Linked DNA regions of Homo sapiens: region 2 is linked to region 1. Evidence: read pairs that join two places in POLR2A ChIA-PET (ENCODE). Cell type or tissue: Panc1. All regions are shown on one strand. Each heading gives the region's core, and the rest is flanking DNA. Links, peaks and the distances in the headings are about the cores only. Region 1 overlaps LOC124902150 (a long non-coding RNA gene). Region 2 overlaps RNF38 (ring finger protein 38).

Evidence for each region. Peaks named below come from ENCODE experiments on the same cell type or tissue, not always from the same donor. Only the 100,000 strongest peaks of a DNase experiment are listed, where the experiment ranks them.
Region 2: POLR2A ChIA-PET joins it to region 1 with 7 read pairs; 3 of 35 experiments call an interaction of 5 or more read pairs at or near these places.

Annotation. Positions count from the first base shown.
Region 1 is chr9:36,275,416-36,278,338 of GRCh38, forward strand. The region is part of intron 2 of LOC124902150 (a long non-coding RNA gene); the gene reads left to right. It also overlaps a transcript of GNE not described here. Among named protein-coding and RNA genes, the nearest start is that of GNE, 18 kb to the left of the region's middle. In Panc1, for the core only: no CTCF peak of the experiment used is centred there; no DNase peak of the experiment used is centred there; H3K4me3 peaks cover 1,421 bases; H3K27ac peaks cover 1,541 bases.
Region 2 is chr9:36,357,835-36,360,757 of GRCh38, forward strand. RNF38 (ring finger protein 38) reads right to left here. Exons shown (of 12, transcript NM_022781.5): 5 at 1-108. Among named protein-coding and RNA genes, the nearest start is that of RNF38, 41 kb to the right of the region's middle. In Panc1, for the core only: no CTCF peak of the experiment used is centred there; no DNase peak of the experiment used is centred there.

The sequences.
Region 1 (2,923 bases), core at 250-2,749:
GGAGAAAGGTTTTACTGAGGAATATTGGAAAAGATAATTGAATTATTAAGTGGCAGAGTAACTTGGAAGATAACTTAAAGGCCATATAGAGTATTTCAGAGCTTGTGTGGCCATAGAAACCACCAAACATTAGGCAAATGAATGAAATGATTATTTCAGGCCATATTTTTAAAGTCAGTTATACAAAAAAAATGGATGGAGAGATGAGTAGAACAACTATTACTTTCATAACTAGAAACAACCATTTCTAAGCAGATTTTATTGATGACACGAGGAAAAAAACTTACAAGTTCCAGCTAGAAGCTCAGAAAGTCTGACCTTGAATTTCAATTTAAGTGTGCTAATAAAAAATAAAAATAATAAATTCTCATTGAAGAAGGCAGATAGAAAGTATGCATTGGTGATACAGCTAGGAGTAAACTGTGTTGGCAATAATTGCAGGAATAATATCATCTGATTGAAAAGTTTTTATAAGGCCAGGTACAGGGGCTCAACGCCTGTAATCTCAGCACTTTGAAAGGCCAAGCCAGGAACATCACTTGAGCCCAGGAGTTCGAGATCAGCCTGGGCAGCGCAGCAAGACCTTGTCTCTACAAAAAATTTAAAAGTTTGCCGGGTATGGTAGTCTGTGTCTGTAGTCCTGACTACTTGGGAGGCTGAGGCAGGAGGATCCCTTGAGCCCAGGAGTTGAAAGCTGCAGTGAGCTATGATTATGCCACTACAATCCAGCCTGGGTGACAGAGCAAGATCCTGTCTTTAAACACACACACACACACACGTTTGTATAAGCCATTCCTTAACTATAGATGATCTTTAAATTGAATATATATTTTAATCACCTAATTGAACTGTGATGATGATTTCCTAAAACATTTGGATTTCCATATGCCTCAATGAAAAATTAGGTTTAATAAACTACACTATAGTATAGCACACTATATGTCGCATTTATATATTGATAAACATGATAATTTCCTTTTTATTTGACTTAGATACTAATTAACTTGGAGTAAATGCACCCACCCCAATCATGTGATCAGTCAATAGTTAAATAACTGAGGGAAAAGAAGTACAAATCAGGCAGCTCTACATGCCATGTTTCAAAAGGGAAGGAAACAAAATAGTTAAACTTTGCATGTTTTGGAAATAAACTGTATTTATGAAACAGAGATCTCAAAAAGTAAAAGGAACCCCACTTTATCTGATGAAAGTGCCAGGAATCTGGAGAAAAGAGTTCAATTTCAACTTTCAGTTTGGAGATGCAGAAAGACCCTGAATTTTGGCACAGTAACTGAGAAGCAAGTAGCAGCCACAGAATGACTAAACTGAGTTAGCAGTAAAAAAGTCTTTAAAAATGATGGATTTGATAGATTTAAAACCAAAGCTTTCCTCTTCCTCTTTGTAATTTTCCTTTTTCCCCCCTTTTTTTCTGATTGCAATTTCAATAATAAAGCTCTATTGAATTCCGAATTACTTACATGAGGTCCTTGAAAGCATGACTCCCTCTGCAGATAACCATAGGTTTCCATCCCGAAGCACGAGCTCTGTACCCTAGTGTGGTTTGAAATAATGAGCAGAGCAGCTGTTTTCTTGGTTTAGCTGCCACGGAGCAGTCACCAATAGGCATCTGAATTCCAGACTAAATCGTAAGCCCCACCTCTCTGAAAAGGAAGAAAAAAAATGTGGCTCTGAATTCTTCTCATATTCCTGGACAGTAGCTCGAAAGTAGGTGGTCAGTCAGCGTCTGAGTGTTACTTCCCTGTTTTGGATTTCCCATTCCATCCAATAATTTTACTTTCCACTAGAAAAAGTTTTCTTCTGAGTTTCTTAAAATCTACAAAAGTCTTTTTTGTAGTTCAAAAATCTACAAAAGTCTTTTTTCACATTGTTTTCACACATACGTAATTCTAATTCTAAACTTTTTTTTTCTATTCTTTTCTTTTTTTTTTTTTTTTTTTTTTTTTTTTTTTTGAGATGGAGTCTTGCTCGTGTCTTGCTTTTGGTGCTTAGGGACTCTCACAGCCAGATTGGTAGCAAGGGATACTGACCAATGATCTACTTATCAAACAACTCTCCATTTCACTGGTAAATGCTCATTTGACCACTGGAACAGCCTAGCCTTATCTACCACACAACTTCACATTCCACTCAAGAGAAACTATACTAAAAGGTATCCCCCACAGGCACAGAAATTCTTAGTTAACCATTGTATGTTTATAGATTTTGAAGTCAACCATGGTCTGAAGTCTATTTTATTTTATTTGAAAGAGACTGGGTCTCACTATGTTGCTCAGGCCCATCTCGAACTCCTGGGTTCAAGCAATCCTATCACCTCGGCCTCCCAAAGTGCTGGGAATACAGGTGTGAGCCACCATGCTAAAATAACTCATTTTTTTCTTATATTTTTCTTTATTTTTTTTTCTTCTTGAGACAGTGTCTTGCTCTTGTCGCCCAGGCTGGAGTGCAGTGGCACAATCTCAGCTCACTACAACCTTTGCCTCCAGGGTTCAAGCAATTCTCCAGCCTCAGCCTCCCGAGTAGCTGGGATTACAGGTGTGTGCCACCACGCCCAGCTAGTTTTTGTATTTTTTAGTAGAGACAGGGTTTTGCCATGTTGGCCAGGCTGGTCTTGAACTGTTGACCTCAGGTGATCCACCCGCCTTGGCCTCCCAGAGTGCTGGGATTACAGGCATGAGCCACCACTCCTGGCCCTTATATTTTTCAAATATGTTAAAGGTATACATAACCCTCAACAACATTTTTTGTTAAATCTCTGCTCTTTGCTCTTTCTTCCCATCTGTTTCCTCACATCCAGTCTGCTCTTTTTTCTCTCTTAACTAAAAACTCTGTTAAAAAAAAAAAAAAAAGTTGTCTTCTCCGCTTCCTCCGTCTTTATAGAGAGGCAGGAGAGAACACTTCTAAG
Region 2 (2,923 bases), core at 197-2,696, 82 kb after region 1:
GACCTGCTGTGTACTACAAGCAGGGATGTGCTGGCCTGTGCAGAGTGGAATCCCATGTGGTGCCACTGTTGTTACTGTGTAAGAAACAGGGACTGTTCCTTGATGGAGCTTTAAAGGAAAAAACAAATGAACAAACTTTAGCTGTTTAGATAAAATGTTAACTATTCAAAATCAACATTTGGTCATTTATTGGCTCCTCTCTCAGCTACACGGATTTTCACAATGTACTCTCCAATAGTTTCGACCAGAATATTCATTGTCTTTGTAGGGGAGAGTTGACTATTTCAAGAGTATATACTATTTCCACAAAATTGGGGCTAAACTCCTCCCTCAAATGACTTGAAAAGCCCAGGGAAATAATGGATTACTATATTAACTCTTCTAGCCTGTCCTATAAAGGCAGAATAAAAAGAACTGGAATCATTAAAGCTTGTATCTTCCATTATTTGGTCACATTCAAAACAAATTTTAATTACAACTAGTGAAACAATGTAAAGTATATTTTTAAAAAAATGAAATCTCATTTCCCGCCTAGCCAATCTTATTCCCATCCTACCTGCCACCCAGAGGCAAACGATGCTGATAACATATCCTTCTTCTCTTTCTCCATGAACATATGAAAGCACAATTACATATAAAATGTCACATTTATTTTTGTTTTCTTAACAGAAATGAGATCATACTACCCTGCAACTTTGTTTTTCCATTTAATACTACATTGCAGGTATGTATGCAAGGGAGTTAAAAGTAACTTGTTCTCTTTGGTACTAGCCAGATATTTTAAGAAACACTTGCTTAACACAGTCCTATCATATGGTGTATCAACACATGTTCAAATTGTTTTCAACTCTTTTGCCAATATAAACACAACTGAAAAAATATGATATTAGTTTGGCCAGGCACGGTGGCTCATGCCTGTAATTCCAACACTTTGGGAGGCCGAGGTGGGCAGATCGCTGGAGGTCAGGAGGATGAGGCCAGCCTGGCCAACATGGTGAAAACCCGTCTCTACTAAAAATACAAAAAATTAGCTGGGAGTGGTGGCGGGTGCCTGTAATCCCAGCTACTTGGGAGGCTGAGGCAGGAGAATCACTTGAACCTGGGAGGTGGAAGTTGCAGTGAGCTGAGATCGCGCCATTGCACTCCAGCCTGGGCGACAAGAAAACTAATTTTTTTTTCAATCCTGTCTTATGGGGCTGAAGGAAGACTTAATTTCATCTGAGGCCAAGGCGGAAGCTTTGGCCTCCCAAAGTGCTGGGATTACAGGTGTGAGCCGCTGCACCTGGCCCCATCGATCCTCTAGGTTGTCATAATCATTTGTAATTTTTTTATTTAAGAGGTATATGAATCTATTGCTTGTTGTGTGTAATGAAAATATTTTCCTAGTCTATGTTTTATCTTTTGATGAGATCCTTTATTTAATGGCATATTTTTGTCTTTTGTGATTTTTTTTTTTAAATGTAGCCAGAGTGTAGCTTTGGGGTTTCCTTTACTGATGAGGTTATAAACATATATTCCTGTATTTCCTAATTCTTTAGTTTTTCGTATTCCAAAAGACTTATTTTTGTTTATAAAGTAGGGCTCTAATTTTGCTTGCACATGGACAATTATACTTGCTCCATTTATTAAACCATCTTCTTGCCTCTACAGTGAAATACCATCTTTTTAAAAATTCATTAAGTACGCACACATTCCTGGATTTCATGCTGCTTTAACTACAGTATCTTACTGGAAGAGTTAGCATCTGGTAAGAAATTCTTCTCACCATACATCTTTTCATTTTTTGGCATTGTCACACAGTTATTCTTACGTATAAAATCAATTTTATTCACTTCCAAAACCCATTAGTATTAAGATTGTACTAAATATGTTATTTTACAAAGGACTGAATTTTATATTAAGATTTTTTTTTTTTTTGAGATGGAGTTTCGCCCAGGCTCCAGCCTTGTCGCCCAGGCTGGAGTGCAATGGCACAATCTTGGCTCACTGCAACCACCACCTCCTGGTTTCAAGCAATTCTCCTACCTTAGCCCCGCCCCGAGTAGCTGGGACTACAGGCGTGTGCCACTACACCTGGCTTTTTTTTTTAAATTAGAGACAGGGTTTCACCATTTTGGCCAGTCTGGTCTTGAACTCCTGAACTCAGATGATCTGCCTGCCTCAGCCTCCCAAAGTGTTAGGATTATAGGCGTGAGCCACCGTGCCTGACCTATATTAAGACTTTTTATACCCAGAAACATTATGCCATTACGTTGAATATCACGGTTCTGTCTTTCAAGAAGAAATTAAGTCTTCCTTCAACCCCATAAGACAGGATTGAAAAAAAAAATTAGTTTTCTTCAAAAAGATTATTAAATTTATTTCTCAAAGTTTATTATTAAATTTGTTCCTCAAACTGTGGTTCTGTTATAATGACAAGAGGTTATTTTACTCTATTTGCATGTCAAAGCGGTTAGTGTTAGTACGAAGATAATTTTTATCTATATTATCTTGAATATATCAACCTTACCAACTTTTAAATTCTGGTATTTTTAAAAAACTTAGAATCTCCTTTCCTAGGTATACAACTACAGGATGAGCATCCCTTATCTGAAATGCATGGGACCAGAAGCATTTTGGATTTTTTGGAATTTTAGAAAATCTGCATTATACTTACCAATTTGGCATCTCTAATCCCAAAATCTGAAATCCAAAATGCTTAAAATAAACATTTCCTTTGAGTGTTGAGTCGGTGCTCAAAAAGTTAGATTTTAGAGCATTTCAGATACTCAAATTAGGGGTGTCCAACCTGAATAAGGTTCAACCCAACTATCATCTTTTTGTGTTAGCAAACTAGAACCTTCAAAAATAATGTGTATAAGTACCTATATCCTATATCTGATTTTAATGGAAAAGTATGATGAATTTTACCAATAAAACTATT